2 separate regions of the Mus musculus genome follow, and region 1 is linked to region 2. The links are chromatin loops, found by intact Hi-C in ENCODE. Cell type or tissue: left cerebral cortex. All regions are shown on one strand. Each heading gives the region's core, and the rest is flanking DNA. Links, peaks and the distances in the headings are about the cores only.

Evidence for each region. Peaks named below come from ENCODE experiments on the same cell type or tissue, not always from the same donor. Only the 100,000 strongest peaks of a DNase experiment are listed, where the experiment ranks them.
Region 1: it touches region 2 in a loop (11-fold over the local background); 3 of 42 quality-filtered maps call a loop at or near these places.

What each region holds. Positions count from the first base shown.
Region 1 is chr11:113,921,745-113,933,887 of GRCm38, forward strand. All of the region lies in intron 2 of Sdk2 (sidekick cell adhesion molecule 2), which reads right to left. Among named protein-coding and RNA genes, the nearest start is that of Gm51929, 110 kb to the right of the region's middle. In left cerebral cortex, for the core only: a CTCF peak has its summit at 5,546; DNase peaks (open chromatin) are centred at 5,678, 6,238, 6,848 and 7,293; H3K27ac peaks cover 2,075 bases.
Region 2 is chr11:114,060,157-114,072,299 of GRCm38, forward strand. Sdk2 (sidekick cell adhesion molecule 2) reads right to left here and starts at 6,873. Exons shown (of 45, transcript NM_172800.3): 1 at 5,647-6,873. The coding sequence starts at 5,722. In left cerebral cortex, for the core only: CTCF peaks have their summits at 6,997 and 8,429; DNase peaks (open chromatin) are centred at 5,785, 6,229, 6,885, 7,895 and 1 more place; H3K4me3 peaks cover 1,875 bases; H3K27ac peaks cover 966 bases.

The DNA.
Region 1 (12,143 bases), core at 3,731-7,730, 140 kb before region 2:
TAATTTATTGGTTAATTAATTCACTGCATGCAGTCACACGTGTGGGGGTATGTGTGGAGATTAGGGGAGAACTACTGTCTTCCACCATGGGGGTCCTAATGTCAAACTCAGGGCATCAGACTTGATGGCAAGCACCTGTATGTGCTGAAACATCTGTCAATCCCGACAGATTCTTTAGCAGCAGATGTCTTGGGAGCTTTGTTTAGAGCCTGAGCCCCTCGGGTCCCTGAAGATGGTGTTCAGATGTAACACACCATGGGCTCATATGATCTCTTGCAAGCCGCATTTGCTTTAGAAGCAGAGGAAATGTCTCCAGCTGTCTCCAGCCCTGGCCTCTTGGCCACCCTGAGCTATCCCCCCACCCCATGATGCTATGATCGATCCTCAATAAGAGGGCTGGCAGTATTATTGAGCCAGGGCTGCTAGCACTGTGACAGGCCTGGCTTGGGCTGGCTGTCCATCAACCCTATGGCCTTCTGGGCCAATTAACTGCCCTCAATGAACATGGAAAAGGAGTTCATTAAGTTGTTATCTATCAGTCTGGGATCCCCAAGCTGAGGTCTGTTACTTCAGCAACACTGTAACCAAAATCCCGGAGAGGATAAGAAGGAACGGTTTGTCTTGATTTACATTTTGGGAAAGTTCAGCTCGGGGCTGCTAGGTCAGCTGCGCTTGGGCAGAGCAATATGGGGGAGGCTGTTCATCTCACGGGAGACAGGCATCAGAGCAAGGCCCTGGGGACCGTCTTCAAGTGATGAGCATCCATCATCCACCAAGCCCTTCAAGGGCTCATCCTCGCAACAAAGTTTCCAGAACTTTCCCAAGTAGCAACGGCAATTGGAGACCAAGTATTCAAACCTGTGCGCCTCCGCCTCCGGGAGACTTTTCCTTTCATGTCTGCCTGGCTGAGAAAGTGAGAGTGAGCCAGTCATTGAGGGGAGACCATGGTCAGGGAGGGCTGGGAGAGGGGCTAGCTACTCAGCAGGGGTAGATGGAACCATCTCTGCTCAGAGCACAAGTAGGAGCCCTCCTCCCATAATTGGAGTGGAAATGGGTTGTGAGATGAACTGGAGACATCCATCTCTTCATTCTAAGGCCTGGGCTCAGAGAGGTTGAGCATGTTTTCCTGAGTCACACAGCCAGGAGGTATCTAAGCAAACCATCAAGAGCAGGAAGGATGAAGAGCTGGGGGGTCGGGTGGGGGGGCGATAGCGCTTGTCTGGGGTACAAGACATTTACACAGACATCTTTCAGTTGGGAGATATATTCCAATTGGGAAATAAGAAATCCCAAGGCTAATGGGAGGGCACAGTTATTATGCTAAAAATCAAACAAACAAAAGGAAACAAAACCAGAAGCTGAAAACCTGTGGCTCCTTGCTCCGCTTTGTCGGCTCTGAGGCTTGGTTTAGCGGTTTCCTTCCCAGAGCACAATCCTCCATCTGGCTTCCTGCCCCAGGGCCAGGAGGGCTCTTTTGTCCAGGGCTCCTGGCACCTGCTTGTGATTCATTATGATTCATTATGATCCTCCTCACTCCCGAAAAGCAACCAGATTAACACACACTGATAAAGAGCTCACTTGGAAATCAGAGCGCAGGAGCCAAGGGCTGGTCCAGGGAAGCCTGGCGGCATAGGAAGGGTTGAGGGCAGCTTCATTGCCATCTCCTGCTGCTCTCATCCAGCCCCAGGGTTTACAGGGGAAACCATCTCCCACGCTGGGTTAGACCCATCCAGTGCAGCACAGGGTATCTGTACCTAGGAGCCCTCCTTTCCTTCCACAGCAGGAGGATGCCTAATGGAGTGGCCAGCTGTTTTGGGGACCTGGGTCTCTATTGTATCCAAGGGCCAATTTGTCTGCTTGGGCTCTAGCAACAAAGTGCCAGAAATCTGGTGGCTCAGTCCAATAGCAACTTCTTTTACAACACTGAGGGCCAGGAGTCTGAAGTCTTAGTGTTGCAGGAACACAAGCACCACTACCACCAGCCCCTGCCCCCTTAAGGCTCCAGGGAGGACCTTGCCTGGCTTGTTGCAACTCTTGTGTTCCCCATGTATTCCTTAGTGGTGGCTGCATTTCTCCAAGCTGTGCCTCGCCGTCACACGACTTCTTCCTGGACATTTGTTAGCTCATTCTTGTAAATATGTCATTGTGTTGGTCACTTCCTTAGCTCCAGTGTGACCTCCTCTGACATGACTATGTTTGCAATGATCTTACTTCCAAATGAAGCCTCATTGTGAGGTGCCAGGGGTTGAAGGCTCATCACACAATTTGGGAGAAATAGGGATGCAATTTGTTCCATAACGAGGGGTCCCCAAGTTGCTCACCATCCCCTGACTGAGGTTCTGGCCTTGTGACTGCTGAAAGATTAGGGTGGATAGACTTTAGGGGTGGGGTGATGGAGGAGGAGGGCCCAAGATGGAGGGCGAAACAGAGCTGGAAGCAGCTGAAGGATTTGTTGTCAGAGGGAAAGGGAAGAGGAGATGAGGAGGGATGGAGGGCTCGAGCATGATGAACGGATGCAGGAGAGCCAGATCCAGGACGATGAGCCATCCATCATGGCTTTAACCAGAGATGAGGGTGGGCAGAAAAAAGGCTGGGCTGATGGCCATGCATGTTCCATAGGCTCTCCTGGGCTAAAAAGTTTGGGTTTTCTCTCAGGACAAAAGAACCGGGGGAGGGTGTTAAGATGAGTATACAGGAGGCAGGCAAACCACAGTGCTTTAAACGGAGCGTACTAGGAACCATCTCCACATGGGTAGGTTTTGGAACAAAACCAAAAGAAGACAATTTTGCGATGGTTGAGAATCACATGACATTCAAGTCTCAAGGACCCGCAAGTAACCTTTCACCGGTGCCTCAGCACAATTTGCATCATTCATGGTTGCTTGTGTTGCAGTGGATGCGAGCAGTGGTACCCACCCAGCTGTGTCTCACAGAGCCTCAGAAGGGTCTACCTAGTCTGGTATGGAACAGCCTGGTCACGGGACTCATACTCAGCAGGTGGAGACGAGACCAGACAGTCAAGGCCAATGACAGACCAATTTGGTCTTTGACACAAGGGAGGGGAGATAGGACTCATCATACGATGATGCCAGAGGTTGGGGTGATGGACAGGTGCCTTTGACTCAGCATAAGAACTCTGACACCCCTCGGTGTGGTGGGGGAAGTTGTGGGGCCAGGGCACAGAAGGCTGAGGAGGGATTGAGAAAGTAGGGTACCAGGTCCTGAGTTGTCTTATGGATTCTACTGAAGTGATAAAACCAAGAGCAACTTGGGGAGGGAAGGGTTTATTTCAACACTTGTGGCTTGTAAGTCCATCACTGAGGAAAGCTAGAGCAGGAACTCAAGGCAGGAACCTGGAGGGAGGACCGAGGGAGGCTATGGAGGAATGCTGCTTACTGGCTTGTTCTCCATGGCTTGCTCAGCCTGCTTTCTTATGCACAGCAAGGTCACGTGACCAGGGGTGGCACCACTCACAGTGCTCTGGGCCCTCCCACATCAATCACTAGTTAAGAGAAAATGCCCTATAGACCTGCCTTCGGACAAATCTTATGGGGCTATTTTCTCACTTGAGAGTCCCTCTTCCCAAATGACTCTTGTGTCGAATTGACATAAAGGTAGCAAGGACATGGCCTGAAGAGAACAAGGAGAGGAAATAGAAATGGCATGAAGGTGGAATGAAGACCACAGAGGGGCTTTATGATCCTTGAGTAGGTTTGAACTCTGGTGGAAGGAAACAGATGAAGAGGGGAAGGGAGGAAACCATCTTCTGGAGAGGAGGTAGTGTCTGGAGTCTTGTGCCCCAGAAGTGGACAGAATTCTGTGTGGTGGTTTCAGATGCCTGGGGAAGGGGTGAGGGGTAGAGTGGAATACATTGGAAACCATGGGGGAATGGTGACTTAGGCCAGAAAGGTCTCCAAAGTTCAGGTGGGATTGACCAATAGGAGGAAGGTCACCCCTCCTCCAAGCCCTGCCACATGAAGGGTGGTGCAGCCTGGGCTAAACATGGAAGGCAAATGAGACCATGTTAGCTACCATGGACTGGCTGTGATAAGGGAGAGGCTGAGGTGTAGCCAGAGAAAGGGAGGTCAGAAGTAAGGGTTTGGGACAGAAGAACTTCTGGAGATGACAAGGGGTGGGGTGTGGCCTCATCTGTTGTGTTTCCTCATTTGGGAGATGACTCTGATGGGGCTCCAAAGGACCAGTCTTAAAGAGCCCATGCTATGCCCTCAGCGGACCCTTACTCCATCCAGTTTCAGCTGCTCCATTGTCTATGGAGCACGTGACCTCAGACAAAGGACTGAAACTTAGGTACCCCATCTCAAAAACGGGACAAAGTCAGGGCAACTGCCTCATGAGAAAGACAAGGAAAGCTTGGTTGGCCAGAAGGCTTGCCTTCAAAAATTCACATTCATCTAATTCTGCAGAAAGACTGAAAAATGCTACCAGCACCTGTGCACTTTAGAAATGCATATGCATGGTTTTTAAGTTATTTATTGGCATATATTATCAGTAATTATACATAATAATAGGTTTCATTATACAACGAGTAGCTTTAATCTCCAACTTGACACAAGCTAGATTCACCTGGGAAGAGAGTCTCAATGAGGGATTGTTATAACTAAGTTAATTGATGTGGGGAGACCTAACCCACTGTGGGTGGCACCATTCCTTAGACAGGGCATCCTGAAGTGTGTAAGAGTAGAGAAATCCATCAGAACAAGCAAGCAAACATGCATGTATTTATTATCTCCCTGCTCTTGGCTGGGATGGGACTGGCTTGTGTATTTATCTTGATTTCCCTGCATTGAGGAATTGTAACTGGGAATTATAAACCAAATAGATGTCTCCGCAATGTTGCTTCTTCCAGGGTATTTTGTCATAGCAACAGATATAAAATTAGTATGCATTATGACATTTTCATCTATGCAATACTTTTTATGAATTTTTTGATAACTTAAGATTTTATTTTATACTTTTGTGTGTGTGTGTGTGCGTGTACATGTGTGCACATGCATGCTCACTTAATTGACTTTCATTATGCTTGTGAGGGGTTGTTTATCAGCTCATTGATGTAAATGCCTATTCTTCTCCCGAGCAACAGTTATAGCCTATAGATCCTCAGCATAGGGCAGGGCCACTACATGGCTTAATATCACATAAGTCTATGTGTGGTTTTCTCTACAAGAAATGACAGGCATGTATAGAAATCTGGAGCTATCTGAACCACTTCTGCACCAAATACTCAAACCTTTAGGGTCCTCAGTTCCCTGACACTTGAGTTACAACACTCTTTTGATTTTAGATGGCTCTTTTGCTACCCCTGAATAATAGCTCACCAGCCACATTCCTTCCAACGCCCACTCCCCAAACCCACGTCTAGCCCTTCCAGCAAAGCATCAACTCTGCTCCAGTATTCCAGCTTTTAACCAGTGAATCAGTTTAACCAGTGAACCCTTGCAAAATCACGCAGCCATCTGTATTCGAGACCTCTCCTTTTCTGTGTGTGCCACCAATGGAGATGCTGGGTGCCATGCTCCCGCCTCCCCGACAGGCCTTGCGGAGTTTTGCATGACTTTGCATGGCATGGAGATATTTGTGAACGTGTAAGTTACATCATAGCAGAACTGGCTGCCAACGGCTTAGCTGGGTCCCAGAAACTGAGTCAGGAGCCAGGAAATTTGCTTTTCTGTGTAGCTCATCGTCGCAGTGACTCATCCCACCCTCCCTGGAACGCTCCATGGCCAGATGCTGTGTGGGGCTCTGAGTATTAACAGTAACAATGGCAGCAACCACAGCGATGCTGTCATCCTTACAATGTGATGAACACCGTTCTGTGGCTGTCGTGGGTTAGAGCTGTCCTGATCCCCAGGTACATCTCTGGTCTATTCATCCTTGCAGCCGGCTACCAAGATCACAGAGGGGATGTCTCTGGAGACAGAAGGGATGATGTTAAATATTACCTACCCTGCTCCCCTTATCATCTCTGGATCCCTGGGATGACTTGGGCATCTGTGGGCAGGGATAACGAGAACTTGGGCATCTTGTGGGCAGGGATAACCTTGCAGTAGATCCTTCAGCTGCCGCTCAGTATCAAGTGGAGGGGTGAGTATGCAGTAGCTACACTGAGGTGGGTACTGGGTAGGCATGGGTGAGCTGTGAGACAGTGAACCTTGCCTGGCTCTGCCCAGCTGGCCAGAGCTTCCTACCCAGCCCCACTCTGCTCCCTAGACTGCCTCAGGCTTCCGACTTCCCTAGACCAGATGTCTGTGGGATGAATGAATGTTGATAAGCCTGGAGGTTGAGCTAAGGGGCTCCAGAAACTCCCTGCAACTTGCCTGGCAGGCGGGTGTGGGGAGACAGGGAAGAGGTCTGCCTGGAGCCCTGCCCACCATCAGCAGCCCAGGTGCTGTACAATCAGACTGAGTCTCCTGACCCAGGCAGACCAGACTCAAGGTTAGCAATGACCTACCCTCCCTGTGGCAAGGTATGGCCGTGTTTCTCAATCAGCCATTTCTGGCTCTCTGTCTACCTCACTGATCTACAGTATAGCTGTAAACTTTATCCACAGTGCCTGGCTCCCTCCCCAAGGCAGGGTCATGGTAATGAATCTTTCCTAATGTTCTTCATCCTCTTTATGAACTACCCTACGTCAGAGCTACGTCTCCATTTGGCAGATGGAGAAGATGAAGAAACCAAGGCACAGAGGGAGGGGTTAAGGAACACGCCTCGGGGTCTAACAGTGAGCAGGTGGCAGAACATGCCTTAGCTCCTGCCTGAAGCGATACCACGGGGATTAAGTGTGACAACACAGGCAGTGTGCTCAGGGCCTGCCATAAGGCATTCGTACATGCTGTCTGACTCAGCATCACTGTTACTGGCTCTACGCTCCCTCACTCATTCATCTGCCTTGCCAGGAAGAAAGGAGGCCGTTTGTCCTCCTTATGGTCCTGATGCTGGCTCGAGGCTCATTCAGCCAGGTAAACCCTGGCCTGCAGGCAGCCTGTGGGTAGAGCTCATGCACGTGAGACATGACGCAAGGTGCTTGCCTGGGATGGCTGTGCCCTGACCCCCTGAATGGACTCTCTCAGGCCAGAATCTAGAACCTGCCCCATTACCTCTGTCCCCTCTGCCCTGCCCCTCCAGGCCATGTTGTACCCAAACATTCTCTCTGGACTCTCCAAAGTCACCCTTGCAGGTGACTTCAGAAGCAACTTCTGGATGAAGCAGACCAGAACCGTGTTAATTAGGCCCAAGGGGACCTGCTGGGAGCCACCATCTGGAAAAGGTGCTTGTGAAGCCACTGGACACTGGCCAAGCCTGAGCAAAGGCTCGGAGATCAGAGACTGCAAGCCTGGTATTTTTCTGCAGTTTTCCCAGGACATAGACCCCATCTTGTTCTAAATCTAGGCTGGCTTTATGGTGCCCCCCCTCACCCCACATGTGATGGCACAGGTCTCAATGGACTTGCAGTGTCTATATGCCTCTCAAACGAGGACCCCGAGTTTTCCATCTGACTCAGAGTCCTCCATGTCAGAAAGGAGAGGCCACATGAGGAGAGAAGGCTAGCCTTGGACTCACTCAGGAGTTTGCCTAAGTGGACTATCAGTAAATAGGGTCAGGGGCCAGTCCAGTAGGTACTCATAGAGAAATGATAGTTTGTCTAAGCCACCAAGGTTTTTTTTTGGGGGGGGGTTTGGATACAGCAGTATGTCCCTGTCTGGAGACAATGCTCAGAGTCAAGTCAAGCATGTCCCCACAGGCAGGGTCCCATTCTCTAGGAGTCTAAGGTGAAGGAGAGAGACCGTGGTGGCCGCAGGCCTTGGATTGGCTATGGTTGGTCCTTAGGCCTGTGCCCAGGCTCTTTCAGGGAATGGTCTGTCCTGGTTCCTATATTTGTGTCTGAGAAAGGACCTCTCTCCCTGAAGTCCTCCTAGGCTCACAAGGACCTCTCTCCCCAGCCTTCTGGGGCTCCCTAGTGCCTGAGAACCACCCCCATGCTTGTTCATTCTGAGCCCGCATTCCCTCCCTTCTCTCAGCCTCTGCAGTCCCCACTAAAATCCCTCCTGTATCTCTCATCCCTCTTCCATGTCTACCCTCTGGGGTCTCTGCTGCCCCAAAGACTTGGGAAACCCTAAGGAAGAGATTGGAGTTGAATTTAGAGCCTCAAGGCAGACCTTGAAGAAGGCCTTGGTGGTGGTGGGGCAACCTTCAAGGAAAGAACATCAGAGAAATTCCAGGAAGGGTCAGGAGGGAGGAGGAGGGGTCAGGCAAGAAGGACAGCCCCAGGAAGCGTGGTCATGGTCAACTCTTTAGGCATTTGTCCTGGTCACCTGTCTGCACAGTCCTAGAACACAGTGAGATATTTGATTAGTTTCTGTGTCCTGGCTGAGAGCCAAGGGTAGGGGGCACAGGAAGACTTAAGAAGGGTGGGGCGGGGGTGGGGGAGCCCCTCAGGACAGCTGTGCTCTCTAGCCCAGTTGTGCAGAAAGGATCAATGATCATCTCATTTGCACGCCTTGAAAGGTCCCAGAACAGAAGCATATGGGCCTTGGCCGGCTGGCAGAGCCCACCTCTCCCGGCCTCCCCGTGGACCTTGTGTGCACGCCCTACGCCCATCCATGTGTGATAGTTACCAGGGATTCGGGTCAGATTCGAGCACGTCAATTTCGGGTGATGGATGATCAAATCCTTCTTAATTTGCATGCTAAATTTCTTTGTGGTGGAAATAAATAGCCTCAGTTCATCAGAGACAAGCTTTCTCCAGCCTCGCTTCCCTGCTTCCCTCGGGCAGCAGCCAGTCCTTCATTTGCATGTTCTGCACTTCCTACACTAGGAAGTCTAGAGGTACAGCCGCTGGTCCCCAGGCTACAGGGACCGGCCATGGGAAATCCATCAGTTGTTGGGGAAGAGGGCAAAAATGAGAGAGAAGACACTTGGGTGGGCATGTGAATTATTCCAGATGATTCCATGGTCCCTGTCCTGATCCAATTTGGGTTTGAACTGTGACTCTGGACAAACTTTGCTTGTCTGGGACTTAGTCATCTCTTCTCTCACCTCTTCCCCTCCTCACCCCCTCCTCTTTTCCCTCCTGGTTCTCCTTCTTCTCCACCTCTTCTTTCCTTCCTCTCTTCCCTCCTCCTTCTATCCCCCCTCTGCTCTATCCTCTTTCCCCTTTCTTCTTTCTATTCTACTCATCTTTCTGCTTGTTTGTTTTGGACAGAGGTAGCCTGAAAATGGGTCTTACTATGTAGCCCAGAATGGCCTGAAAATGCCGCCAGTCCTCCCGTCCCGGCTTCCCATTTGCACACACTCCAAGTCTCTGCATCAATAAATGTGTCCTGGCTGTGAGAACAGAGTGAGAACAGGAATGACCGTACCTGGGACTGTGGGGAGAGAGGCGGAGACACAGAAGGACACACCATGCCTGAAGACCACTGTTCCCCTCTGCCCGCCCCAGCCACAGAGGGAGTCTAGGACTTCATGGATATGCCCTGCCTGACCTGCCATTCTTAGGTCTGTGATCCCAGATTTGTACCTGTGAATACATGGAGATGTGGAGATACTGACAAAATGTAACAGGTATCCATGGGGAGTCGGGGCAGAGTGGAACCTCTGATCCAGGGCCTTATCTTCATTACAGTGGGGCCCTACCCATGACACCCTGGACACTACCATGCCCCCAGGTGCCCAGCCCAACTATGGAATGCTACCAAATCAAGCCAGCTCCTGACATCCTTTTATTTATCTGGCAGGCTGCTGCTCAGACCTCTGGCCCAAGGGGATTTGAGTAGAACGGGTAGACGCTTAGGATGACCTGGGTTCCAATTCCAACTCTGACAACATCAGTTCTCACCCTACCTCTAGGAAGTTACTTCTGCCCAGAGCCACGATGGGCCAGCCGTGAGACCAACAGCTTGGCCTGGATGCCAGACAAGGCCCTCTGTGTCTGTGTCCGTGCCTATGTCTGTGTCTGGGATGCTCTCAAGGCTTCTGCTGCCCCCCCTCCCCACCCTCAGCATGCCCTTCCCGGGGCTCAGGTACAGTGAATGGCACCCCTCTCTAAACCTGGTTTCTTTGGGAATGGGGGAATGGAGGCCTCACTTCCTCTCAAATCAAAACCTATTAAAGCCAGAGTGTGAGGAAACAGGTTGCCATGGAAACCCAGCCAGCCAAGGTTTTCAAGACTTTGCCTGCTTTTTCTACCTTTCCACTTACACTCTGAACTTATTAGTTTTAATTGACATAATTATTGCAACGTCCACTGGAGGCACAAGGCGCCAGCTGTGCCTCTTGCCACCTACTGCCAGGCCTGACCCTCTGAGGCCATCCCTGTCGACCCTCTCTCTCCCATCTCCTCTCCTCTGGCTTTTCTTGTCACTCACAGAGGATGCTGAAGGCAGGCCTGTACCCTAGGTAGGTTTGGGCAGAACCTGTACACAGGGGTCCTCCCCAGAGAGTGAAATAGGCTGGAGCAGACTGTGCCTGGAGACATTTCTGAGCATCTCTGGGGACTGGGTCAGGGGGCATCACAGGTATCCAAGATCTATGGCCACAGCTATGTCCACTCAAAGCAGAGTGTATTGACCCTACCCACCAATGCATTTGGTAAGGCCACCTGGAGCAGGCCGGAGAGCATGGTTCCTACATCAGAGAGCTGAGTTTAGAGTCCAGCTCATAGCTGAGTGGGTTATGGCCAGGCTCTGGGCCTCTCTGAGCCTTCATTTCTATAGGTACATAGGCTTTCAGGACAGCCTTTCTTATCGGAGGCCTAGGAGCCAGAGTGACAATAAAGGACATGGTAGCATGTGTATTATATCATTGTTCAGACACAATGACATGGGAGGTAGAGATCCCCATAGGGCCTTACCCTTAGACAAAAGATTACAGGCAACCAATGACTTCTGAGAAATGGAGAATTAGTCTTTCCACTTAACTGGTTATCTGATGCTAAGTGGTCAGCTCTGAAACCATATCCACACAAGCAGAACTAAACGGACCGGGTGGGTTGTATTTATGTATTTATATTTATGTGTATGTGCAATGATCATAACCAAAGAAAAGGAGGCCATCAATTTGAGAAGGAGGGAGGAGACACGGGAGGAAAAGGAAGGGAAAAAATGATGTAATTATATTTTGATTAAAATAAAATTAGAAAAGGATATCAGAGTGACCATGTTCTAGTTTGCTTTCTATCACTGTGATAAAACACGTGTCCAAAAGCAACTGGGGGAGGAGAGGGTCTCCATAGCTTACAGGCTACAGTCCCTCACTGAGGGAAGCCATGGCAGGAGGTGGCAGCAGAACTGAAGCCGAGGCTGTGGAGGAACACTGCTTTATTGGCTTTCGCCCACGGCTTACCCAGTCCGTTTGCTCATACAACTCAGGACAACTTGGGTGGCACCGCCCAGAGTGGGTGGGGTCCTTCCACGTCAATCATTAATTAAAAAAAAAAAACTCCTTATAGATTTCCCTACAGGCCAATCTGCTGAAGGCATTTTCTCAGTTGAGGTTAACTAGACTGGAGAGGCAGCCTACTGGGTTGTTGCATAAAGAAGAGGAGGGGACAAAAGGGACCTTCAAGAGGATCCACTGGGTATCCAGCTGTCACTGTCCTCCCCTGCTGTGTTGATCTAGGGACCCTTAGGAATGGAAGCTCTGGCTCCAGCTAAGAGAAACTTGGGTCCATCAGAGGCTTGTTGGGCAAAGTCCCCTAAGGCAGGGTGCACATCTGTATATCTGGAGCTCGGGGACATTTAGTTTGGCTGTTACATTTGCAGACTTAGATGTCGACTGGCATCTAGTGGGCAGAGACCAGGGATGTAGCCTGTACCTTACCATGCATAGATCCCCCTACAACAAGGAACTTCCCCTTAGTACCAGGAACCCCTAGGTTGGGAAAGGCTATTCCAGCCATCCGTTCTCCCAGACAGGCCCTGAGGTCCCTTTAAGCTGCACAGCACCCATTGGCAGGAGGTGGGCCCGTAACTGCACACAGAGCTCTCTACAGCCTTCCTTCTTTGTGGAAGGAGTCGGCCTCTGGGTCAGGGGAAGGACACCAGGCTGGGTCTCTTCCTCCTCCCGGCCCACCTCCCCACTCTCCCTATGGATTACGACATTTCTAAACTCGTTAACTTCTAATTACT
Region 2 (12,143 bases), core at 5,461-9,460:
ATCAGCTTGTCTTGTCTCCTCTCCTCTACAGGATCCTGTGCATCTAGATAAGGTAGACAACACCCCAAACTTTTCACCCTGCCTTTCTGCTCCTGTAAGGGTAGAGGGTAGCTGGCAGGGCCTCAGAAAGGACCCCAAAGCTATTCAAGCTCTAAGGCCAGACCTTCTAGAGGCAGCTTCTCTGGCAGAGCCGGAGCCAAGAATATCTGGGAAAGAAGTACCAGAGTACCAGAACACCCAGCAGGATGCTCCCTCAGTGGCAGCCCAGAGCCACCAGCAAGACTACAACAGGCTCTCACTCTGGGGTGCTCTGCTGCTTACCACAAGGAAGTCTCCACAGATCCAAGGAGACCATAGGCACTAAGGAGCCACTGATCCGTGCCAGACTGGAAGCTGGAGAAGTAGGCAGGGCCAGGTGGCAAGAGGAAACACGATTCATTCATTCATTCATTCATTCATTCATGCATGCATGCATGCATGCATACATTCATGCCTACACTCATTCCTATTCATATGTATTTGTTGAGCCCTTGTGTACCAGGCACTACTCTCGAGGCTGGGAATTCAGGAACGAATACAAGAGAGAAACGGATACACAAAAGACCAGCATTAAACCAACCATCAACTCAATGCACTGAGAGAGGGGTGCTCTGCAGAAGGAAGGGCAGAGACAATGGTGCGTTACCTACTCTGAGATGCCACAGCATAGGAGTTTCGAGGTGGGCAAAGGACATCATCCTAGGAAACTGGGTGTCAGTAACTACAGGGATGCTAGAGGCAGTTAGAGGTCAGCTTTCAGAGAGCTCTAAGAACTGGAGGCTCTACAGAGGTACAAGAGTGAGTGAGTGGAGTGATGAGATGAGGGAGCAGAGGAGGGATTCAGCCACCCTTATAGCCACATAACCAGACCATTCTATGCCTTCGTGGCTTATCAAGAGCTAATCTTACTTCACCACCCAAACCACCCCAAGGAGCTACAAGCCGCCTGTCCTCCCCTCACTTCAGAGACAGGGAGCATGCTCAGTTGCTCAGTTCAGCATCACTTTTGATGGAAGTAGGGGCTGAAAAGGGCTGACCCAAGTTGGGAACTCCCAGTCCACTGGAAGTTTCTCAGATGAGGAAGTTTTTTCCAGGATCCTGGCTCAGTCATGGCCTGGTTACACTCCCTTCCTGAGGGTGCCCAGAGAGGTACCAATTTTCTCTGGAGTGGGGTCCTGGACAGCCCTGACACTCCTTTACTCAGCAAGGCTCCCTGGACCTGCTTCTGCCCAGCATGGGGACATCAGGGGCCAGTGAGTGCTGTGTAGCTAGGGAAGTCTCAATAACTGGCTTGTTTTCCTTTCCATTACAGGCAGTAGACGGATCTGCTGCTGGCCCATTTGTTGCTATTGGCATCCCAAGGCCCCAAATTACAGTGACTAATTCTTACCACTTAGGGAGCTCCAGGGGCCTCTGCAATACTGTGATGGGGAGGGGGGAGGTGGCGCTAAAGTGGGTAACCTGAAGCAGCTCAGTAACCCCAGGTCAATTTCAGCTCTAACTCCCCCCCCCCAAAGGGGCTAGGAGTCAGGGAATAGGCTTCCTGCCAAGCAGGGAACCCATTAAATTCTAGACTAACCAACAACGTACCTTCCAGTTCTTTCATCAGCATGAGGCAATGTCTAACAGCCTTATAGTTCACAGTAAGGAGCCCTCCATTGCATGCGGGTATGAAAGCTGGCCACGTGGCCACTGGCCCTAGATTTGCAGGTAGAGGACAGCTCTGGATAACTTCCCGGGCATTCTTTGAACCCCTGGGACAGAAAACAAGCCCATTCTCTTTTTTCTTTAGCTCACAGCCCAGCTGTGTCCTAGGGAACAAGGTCAAAGACGTTCCGATATGCAGTTTAACACACCACCTTAAAGCCAGCCACTGAGGTCCTGCTTAAACACCGGTCTGTTGTAAAGGATTTGGCCTCTTTCCCAGCCTCCCTTCCCTGATGGAATGAGGTTCCTGGCCCCTACTCCCGCCTTCCAGTAGAGGACGTAAGGGAGAGGTGGTCGATAAATATTTGCCAAGCAAGTGCATGAGAGTTTCCACGGCAGGTGCAAGCTGCCTGCCTGCAGGATTTAGTTTCTGCTCTGGGTCCAGAGTGACCCCACCCTACAAAGGGGGAACTTCTGCAGCCAGAGGCAGCAAGAACCAAATTCCATCACTTATCTCACCCTACCAAGAGGTTCCAGACCCCCCCCCATGACATCAAGGGGTACCCAGGGTAAGAGATAGATGGGTGGAAGAGAAAGGGATGGGGAAGCAGGACTCTTTACCACCCCATGCTCATGGTTCTGTGGAGCTTTTGACAGCTGAGCCCCGGGCAAGCATGACACTAAGGCCTCCTGGTAATTAGCAAGAGGCCCTGATCAATAAGTTATTTTTTGCTGTCAGTAATTAATAATTACAGCTTAGCCACACCATGTAATTAAACTTTCATCCCATTCCCCCGTGTGCTGTTTGGCTTTTATCGTGATTAGCTCCCAGCGCTAAACTTTCTCCCTTTGGGACTCTCCAGGAGCTTCCGGGACTAGAGTTTCTAGGCCTCAGTCAGGGTTTCCCTACTGTCCCTCAGTGTCCTCTTGGTCTATGCCCCTCATCCCCGGGTGCAATTCTATTGAGAAAGAACCCCCTAAACCTCCTAGAATGGCTGCTTTGGCAGCCCCTGACCTCTTCCCAGCAGCTTGGGCTGGCCTGGATGCTTTCAAGCAATGGCCAAGCTCACCAGCATATGAAAAATTCTCCAAAGCACTCAGTAATTCAGGCTGCCAGGATCACCATGACCTCCCAACCCCAACTCCTGGGGAATTGTGCAAATCTACCTGTGACTAGTTCCTGGGAGCTCAGAGCATTAAGGGCCACTCCAGGAAACATCAATGTAGTCAAAGAAGGAAGTCTGCAGCTGTGTGTGTGTGTGTGTGTGTGTGTGTGTGTGTGTGTGTGTGTGTAAAGGACTTGAAAGGACCTCTCCATGGAGTCCCCGTAAGCCATGCCAAATCTGCAAAGAGGGAGATATTGTTCCCAAGGTACAGATGGGGAAACTGAGGCTTCCAGCAGCTAAGAGTCTTTCAGAAACATCTCCGCAGGTGTCTTTGCCAGCTCATGAGAACCCTTTCCCGCCTTCCTAGTTTGGGAGGGAATGCTTTGTCAATGTGATTACTGCATTTTGTCTGGGAAACGAGCTGGAATCATGTAAGATTGATTTTGGGGAGAAATGGCCAAAAGATAGTTTTCAGTACAACCAGGTAATGCAGCTTAGTGCAGCACCTGGAAAAAGAACTAGGCCAAAGTCTCCATATTACCCCACAGGAGTAACCACAGGACACGAGTTTCAAAGGAGAAGCAGCTGCTGGGTGACTCTGTGTGTGCCATGTCTGCAGGGCAGACCCTATAGCGTCAGAGAGATGCTGAGGTTTTAACTGTCCTCAAAGGGGTAATGGCAGGGACTTAGAGGCAGAAAAACTAACCCCAAAGAAGATTAAAAAAAAAAAAAAAAGACCCTGTGCCCTAACCTCACCCAAGCCCAGCATTGCCCCCCAGGTGGAGTGCAGAAAATTTCTTCCCACAATTCTCTGCAGGGCGACAAATGGAAGGAGGGGGGCAGTGCTGGCAAGCAAACATTCGAAGAGCCAGAGATCATAATCAGACAGCCTAGCATCGAGGGAAAACAGCTACCAGAGTGTGTGGGGGGGTGGGGGCTGCGGGGGTACGGGGTGTGGGGGGCCACAAAGGTGCTTCTCTGATCCTATCAGGAGAATAGAGCTCTTCCTGGGAGAGGCATGGGAACGGGGAGCCATAACTTCAATAAGACACTGGCACCTTGGCCTCAGGAACGTGGGCAGCTGTGGAGGTAGCTGGGACGTGACCACTCTGAAAGGTGCTCTGGAGACACCACAAGGGCGTGGTCTTAGATGGGAGACCAATTGGTGAGCTCCCTGTCCCCCCAAGGCAAGTTACACAGTCCTGTTGGAGTCCGCACTAAAGTGGAGCTGAAGGGTTCCACACGAGCTACCCCTCAGAAACCCCTCCCTCCACGGCCAGCTCAGAACAAGCTGGCCAGGTACCCAGAGTGGAGGACAGCCCATTCCAACTCTGTCAGGGCCACTGTCCTGGGTCCCCACAGGGTGAGAACCCTACAGGAGAGGCTACAGAGGTACCCGTTAGAGAGAGAGACTCAGAACTCACCAGGTCTCTGTCTCTGACACCTACCCCACATATCAGAGTGCTCTTGGGCAAGTCAGCTCATTGCACAGGGCCTCAGTTTCCCCATCAGTTAAATGGCTACTAGAATTCGATGACCTCTGAGGTCCCTGCCTACTGGAAGATTTTATGATCACTATAAAAATAATAACTTTTATTGCCTTACATTTATGGCGCTCATTAGAAATTTTCGAAGTGCTTTTACCTAAATTGCCTTGTAAAAAGTCCTCTCCTCAGCCCTGTGAGCGACAACTGATCGTTTTCATCTCTGATCTTGGCTCTGAGGATTTCCTGACTTGGGACAAAGTAGGGACCCTTCTTTTCCGAGGCTCTGGGACCCCAGAAGTGGAGAAAGGCTCTGTAGGGGGATTGCGACGCCATCCCAGTCCCTACCGAAGCCCTGAAGCCCCTGGCTCTTGGGTAGGTCTGGCTTCTCTGTGAGCCTGGAAAGCCGAAGGAAATCTAAAGCTGAACCGATGAGTCTGGGGATTCACTCTAGACTACTTCTCCCTTTGCCCCCAGCAGGCGCCGCTCGGCCACCACGGCCACCACCATCTGGATCCTCGAACCCCAAACGCAAGAAAGCTCGGGTGCAGCCGCCGCCGTAGCCTACCATGACCCTCCAGGGGACCCCAGAGACGCGCGGGCATCCGCTGCAGGAGGCGGGGAGGGACAACCCCATCGCACCTCCTTTCAACACACCCACTGAACACCCACTAGCCCTTCCTCACCAGGCTGTCTGCTCTGGGCCGCTACAGATCAAAGCAGCAGTGGCCAGGCATCCAGCTAGTCCTGGAAGCTGGAGGCTGGGGCTGCCCGTTGGGTGTGTCGGGGTGGGGTGGGGGTTGGGTCTGCCGCTGTCCTCGCCGCTGGGCTCCGGGACCATGCCGCCAAACCGCCCCAGCTCTCGCGGCCACGGCCGGCCAGGCAGCCAGGCGCGGGCTCCCATACATGGCTAACCAGAGTATCTGCTCTTGAGGGGAAATCAAGCGGGCACCCTGAGCCACCACTACGGCTTCTTCCCAGCTTCTGCCCGCCCCATCTTCTCGCCCTGGGACCACACAGTGCCTGCCTGCCATGGTTTGCCCTTCCTTTCGGACGTCAAGCAGGACCAGGAGCTTAGGGAGTTCAATGGAGCCAAGACACAGAATGACGCGCCCCTCCTACCCCGACCAGAGAGTATCCACAAAGGTCCACCTCCCCGTAACCTCACCTTTCCGGTCCAGAAAGGTCAGAAGTATCAGACACTGCCCCACCCCAAACAGAGCTCCAAAAGTCGAAGAAGCGGGGAGCATTGAGACGTACAAGAGATGGTCCAGCTTGGGCCAAACGCGGTGTCTTAGGGGGGTTACCTCTCTTCTGCCCACCCAAACCCCTTCTCCAGTTCCACGTGGAGAAAGTCACCCATACCGTACCTTGGGCCCCGGCCGAGTGGATCCGATGCAGGGCCAGTAGAGTCCAGAGCGGCAGCCTCCACATGCTGCTGAACATGCTGACCGAGGGGTCCTCTAAAGTGCCCCCTCTTTGCGAGTTGCTTTATAATCCTTTGGAGTCCCGGGAGACTGTGTGGTCAAGTCCTGGACGCTATGCCCGTAGGGGCCGCACCGGCGACCCCAAATGCTTTCCCCTCTTTCTGCGCTGGCTATTCCGTAAAGCGAGGGGGAGAGCAGAAAGAGGCCAAGCCTCCTCTCAAATTCGGGGTGCCTGTATCCCTTAGCACCCCGACTCAGACTACGTCTCATAGGCAGGGCGACCCCTGCGATCCGGCCTGGTCGCTGGATGAGCTCCCGAATCAGAGGACAACTTCAGGAAACTTCCTCCTGGTGGCCACGTTGCCCGCCTCCCGCCCCTCCCCGCCCCCTGGTTGGGTTCTCCCGGGCCGACGTAGTCACCGCGGTTCCAGGCGCCGGGCCCCTGGGACTTGATGTAAGCGGAGCACAGTAGCAGGCGCGGGCGCCGGGTGTCTTTTAGAAGGGGCGCAGGGCTCGGGGGGCGCGGTTAGCATAACGGTCCGAATCTCCCCGGAGCCGAAGTTTTCTTCTCTTCTAACTTTGCAGAAGGCATCTAAGCGGGGCCGAGCCACCCTTCTCAGCTCCACGGTCCTCGTGCCCAATTCAGTGATTTCGGGGGTACCTCCCCTGGGGCTTCGGTGCGGGGCTCGCCCTAGGCTCTGAGCACCTCCGGCTAGCAAACTTTGCGGGTCCCACGGCCCGGCGCGCAGCCCCGTGCGCCCATGTCTGCGCCAGCTGCGGGCAGGGATGGATGCCCGGTTCGGGTACCCGGCTGGGCGGCCCAGGTTCCAGCCAGCGCCTGGGCACCGCGCCTCTTGCGGGCGATCCTGAGGAGGAGACCGGCGGGTCCTGCTCTCCGCCGCACCCGGGATGGAGCTCGGCGCGAGCCGCACCGGGAAAGCCCTGCCGGCAGCTTTGGGATCCGGGGTTTCGGCGCCGCCTCGGCCCCCCGGCGTTTTCGCCCGGCGCGGGGACCCGAGTCTCCACGGCTGCTCCCGCGCCTCGGCCGCGCCTGCTGCTCGCCCACCTCGGCAGCAGCTGCCTCGCAGAGCCTGGAGCTCTGGGCTGCCCGGGCTCAGCGTCCTCAGAGCTGCTCTGCTGCCGAGCCTGAGAGTCTGCCTGCGCCGAGCTGGAGCTGCGGGGGCAGCGGGAGCCGGAGACGAGCGCGGCGGAGGCGGAGACGCGGAGAGGGGGGCCGAGCGCTACCCCGTGGCCGCGACTGGAGCGCAGCCTGCGCGCAGGGAGGGGGCGGCGGCGGCCCCGAGCCAGGCCCGGGAGCGAGCCCCGCAGAAACCCAATCCGTGTGCGCGGCCGCGGACGCCTGGCGTCTCCGGGACCCACCGGAGGGCAGTAGCGCGGGCTGCAAGCGAGCCGCTCTCTCTGGCCCGGTCTTCTAGCTTCAGCCCACCCTCACTCCTCCCTAGAAGGCCTTATCCCAGTCTCCCATAGGATGAAGCCCCCAGTACCCCTCTGGATTCGACCAGGCAGAACAGTTTGGGAAGGGTGTGTGTGTGTGTTGGGGGGGGGGGGGGTGTCAACCGGTTGATTCCAGTTTTTCCTTCCCAGGTCAGACTCTTTAAAAGTCTGGAAACGCTCAGGGCGGAGAGCAAGATAAAGGGGAAGCCTGGGACTTGCAGAAGGCTGAGAAAGTGAAGTTGGTGCCAAACTCGTGCGTTCTTTGTTTCTTCTTCTTCTTCTGAGCTCCCCCTTTAAAGGCACATTAGCAGCAGAGACACAAAGGAGAGAGCCAGAGGGGTCCTCCCTCGTGGCCCAGGGAAGGGAGCAGAATGTACCTTCTAGTGTGGGAAGGCCAGGAGCTGGAAGACCCCTTTAACAGTTGTACTTACAGGCAACAGACGCCTCTACCTCCGTGGGCTCTTTTCTCTATTAAAAATATTAAAAGTAATATTTTGCGGCTGTGTTGGCGTAAAAACAAATATATTACTACATATTAAAACATTTTCTTTCATTTAAAAGTTCATTTAATTTTTCCCCTGATTTTAAAAGAAATTAAAACAGTTCCGTGGGTTTCCTAAAAGACGGTGTAGTCCCTGGCACTGAGCCTGCTGGGAAAAAAAATCAGTCTTGCAAGGTTGGTATTTCGGCTGGAAAAGGAAGGGTTGAGGCCCGTCACCTTTGCCAGCTTTTCTCTTCATGCCTCCAGGGCCCAGGTCTTCGGAGACACACCCCTGTGGTCTTCCAGTTCTGGTCATTGCCCTTCAGGCATCTCACTGACTTCGAGAGCTCTGCCTCATCTTCTCCAGTCCCCAAGCCTCTTCTCATCGCTATGGACGCAGGCACTGAACACCTCTCATCGCTCTACTGTTCTCTCCTCACCTGCCTTGGAAGAACAGCTTTGAGCATTTAGTGGAAATAGACGAAAAACCTAGCCTGCCTGTCTTCAGCTTTACATTCGTCCACTTCAAACCCTGCTTTTGTCTTTCTCCCTGGCAGTCTGAACCTAGTCCGGGCCTAGGGCTTGTTATCCGACTGAGTTTTTGACTGAGGAGTGGCTTTGGGGATAAGCAGCCTAGATCTCTCCCCCTTAGGTGGCCACGCCCCTCCCATCTCTGAGAAACCCAGATTCTGCCTCTCTACCCCCAAGCCCCAGACTCTGAACTACACGCTTGAGAGCTCAGGCCCTGCCCATCCCATCAGAAACAGCTGTTCTTTAGGGTGTTGTTACAGGGCTTGCTCACAGAGGGGGCCTGAGAGTCAGTTTTGCAGCAATTGCTTCTTAGCCAGCAATCGGAGCAGAGACACTGTCTGTGCCCTTGGGCTGGAGTTCGTGTGGGTACCAACGTCTGAAACCTTGGTGGATTTCTCCATTTGGGTCCAGTGCCCAGACTTGTAACTGCAAGAGTCTGAGCTAGCTGCTGCTCAGGTTCCAAATAGCATTTGTGCTCATCCTAAGAGCAGACCTTCTGAACAGGCAAGTGTGTCCTTACAAATCTAGACGCTTTATCCCCGGGATAGGATGAAGAAAGGGAGGGTGCTCTCCTGTCTTTGTGGGCTGTCTTCCATGCTCATGTGGTTAAGGGGAGTCCTTATCCCCGAAGCTCTCATCCAGCCTGCCTCCATCCATCTGGAAAAGAGAGAGCATGGCGGGTAGGGCGGGGAATCAGCCTATGCAACCACAGAAAGGTAGTTTTCTTTTTATCCCTCTGAGAGGAACTTGTTTCTGGAAAAGCCACTTGCAGACACCATTCCCCTGTTTTTGGTGCCCCTAGAATAGTTAGAAGGTCACAGGAGGGCTAGGAAGCGAGCTCAGTGGATAAATCATTGGAGCTCCTGAGTCTTATACGCTCCCTGAGAACCCGCCTCACAGAAAGCCAGACTGGTGGTGCTCATGTGAAATCCCTGTGCTAGGGAGGCAAAGACAGGTGGATTCCTGGTGGTGTCTGACCTGCCAGTCTAACCAACTTGGTCAATGAGAGAGCTTTTCTTAAAAAGCAAGGTGGACAGCACCTGCGGGTAGACAGCTGAGGTTGCCCTGTGGCCGTCACTCAAATGTAAACACACGTGAACCTTCACATTAGAAACACACACACACACACACACACACACATACATACACACACACACACACACACACAGAGAGAGATATGCAGAAGGTGAAGCTACTGTGGGTACCCCACCAGGAGGGTCTGTGTGCCTTTTTCAGGCTCTGCACCCCACTCTGCTCCCAATGCCACCCCCACCCTTTCGCTTGGACTTACAGATACAGGATACAGCTCTCCTGCAATGCTCTGGGGACAGGCTGGGTCTCCTCCTTTATTTAGATCCCATCTCCCTCCACCATTAGGATTAGTCCTTAGGCAAGACTTTTCTCCCTGTGTTTGCCTCTGAACCTAGACCGATGCAGACAGCAGCAGCAGAATTCACTTCAAAAGAGAAGGAAGTCCTGGCTGCTCCAGAACACCCCCCCCCCCAGCAGGTAAGTGGGTAAAATGGTACCTCTCCTAAGAAAACGCCCACGGCACACAAGGACCACCTCTCCATGGTTAGCGAATGGGTGTTATTTGCCGGGGAAACTTTATCACAGAGGGGACGCATCACTACTGTGTCCAGGAGGAAGACAATGGCTGGAGTAGGTAATGGGGGGCCTGTTTGCTATCACAGAAGATTACCCCCTTCTCTACTCCCAGCCTTGGACACGGAGCCCAGCCTCTGTTCCCTTCCATATAAACAGAGCTCAGGATAGGTCAGGCAGAGTCAGCTTTTTGATGTGGTTACTGTGTTAAAAAAATTTTTTTTTCTGTTTCAGTTTCTAGCATAACAGGAGCTAGAACAGAGTGTTCAATTACAGGATCAGACTGTGTGTTCCATGAGCACTGGGTGGCATCAGGGACCAGTGGGGACACCCTGGAGGCACAGACGGACGCTTCCACTCCCAGCACACATAGTCGCCCAAGTCCTTCACTGTCTGTGGGGGCTGCTGCTCAAGCTGCAAGGCTCCACCCCCAGCTGTGAAGCCCACGCCCACGGCTGTTTAGCTGACATTGAGAAGGCAGAAACAGTGAGCCAAAGAACCAGACATCACACCATTCAGAAGAGAAATGAGGGAGCAGAGAGGAGCCAAGGCCGAGGCGATCCGCAACCTATGGATTTTCAGAACAAAATTCAAGACCCTGTATATTCTTCCCAGCACCACGGTTTCAGCGACTCCTTCTTGGATTAGAGTTCCCTGTCCACTAGAACTCAGGGTGCTGTAGATAGGGATAGGTAGACTCTCCCCCCCCAACCCGCCCTCCCCCATGCCACGAGAGTAGGGACCTTCAGAAAGCATCATTATCTTACCCAAAGGAACTGAGAAAACAAGTTGCCTTGAAATACAGGTATATTAGTGAAGTTTCTCATCACGGTGACAAAACACCTGCCAGAAGCAACTTAGGGAAGGGGAGACTTATTTTAGCTCATAGAGTCAGCGAGAACAATCCATCACGGCAGAGATGAGCCTGGCTGAGAGGATTTCCTGGGTGGCCATGGGAACTTGGGTCGTGGGTCTTGTTCACATCTTAGGTAGATCAGGAAGGAGAGAGGGAGGGAGGGAGGGGAGGAGCTAGCGCTCCTGGGATATCACCTTCAAGCCCACCCCTAACCTCATCACCACCCCTACCTAACCCCAGCCACACACAAAAGTTCCAAAGGTTTTACAACCTCTCAGAGCAGCGCCACCAGCTGGGGATGGAGAGCATTGCATGGCAGGGGTGGCCATTTCCCACCTTAACCGGAAGAGGTTATTCTTAGTAGTAGTCTTCCATGTCGGTCTTTTGGACAATAGAAAAAAGGAAAGTCGAGTAGATGTGGCCTTTTAATCCCCTATAAAAAGAGGAAGGCTCTGGATCTTGGTCAGCTTGGCAGCCATGATGAACTCAACAGACAGGGTTACTCTAGCAGCAGAGACTTGCTTCTCACAGGGTCCAGAAAATCCAAGATCAAGGTCTTGGCTGATTTGGTTTCTACTAAGACTCTTCTTGGCTTAGCCAAGTTGTGGCCTCTTTTCTTTCCTGAGACAGGATTTTGCTGTGTAGCCCAAGTTTACTTCAGACCTGCCAACCTCCTGCCTCAATTTCCATATGCTGGGATTACAGGCTTGAGTGATCACACCCCGTTCCTCCTCTTCTTATAATTCATTATATTAACCCTGAGGATCGAATGGGGATGTAGCTCTGTTGGCAGAGTGCTTGGCTAGCAAGCATGAAGTCCTGGGTTCAGTTCCCAGCACCATATAAACTGGGCATGGTGGTATACATCTATATTCCAGCACCCAGGAAGGGTGAGGGTAGGAGAATCCTTCAGGATCATCCTTGGTTGCATAGCAAGCTTGAGATTAGTCTGGTATACCCTGTTTCCACAGAGATGAAGGAAGAAACATAGAGAGAAAGGGAAGGAGGGAGGGAGGGATAAAGGGAAAGTGGGGAAAGGGAAGGTATGGAGACAATGAGAAAGAGAAAGAAGTTGATCCACCGTGAGGGTCCTGTTCCCACGACTGGAAACATCCACTCGTTCTCTAGGAAAAGAGGGCCCGAGGCTTAGAGAGACTGAAAAGATTCTCCAAGCACAGACTCCAGTGTGGAAATACTCACAGCTATGTTGGTTGGGAGCCAGATGCAAGCCAGAGAAAATAGAGGTTAAGAGACCACAGGAGACAGTATTTTAAAACAATAAAACTGCTAAATGTAGGCTTGTCTGGGACAGAACGAAAGTGCGTGAGAAGAGATAGCCATTTTTTGTTTCTGGGATTGTTCCTGCAGCTGGAGAGCCAGGGGTTCTCAGGTCCCAGATGAGCTCCCAGCAGGATGCTGAACAGCTCTGGACAGAAGAGGGCGCTCTAAATGTGAGTGGAAGGGGCCAAGGAAGGAGGACGCTGGCGGAGACAGAACACTTGCTTTGCGATG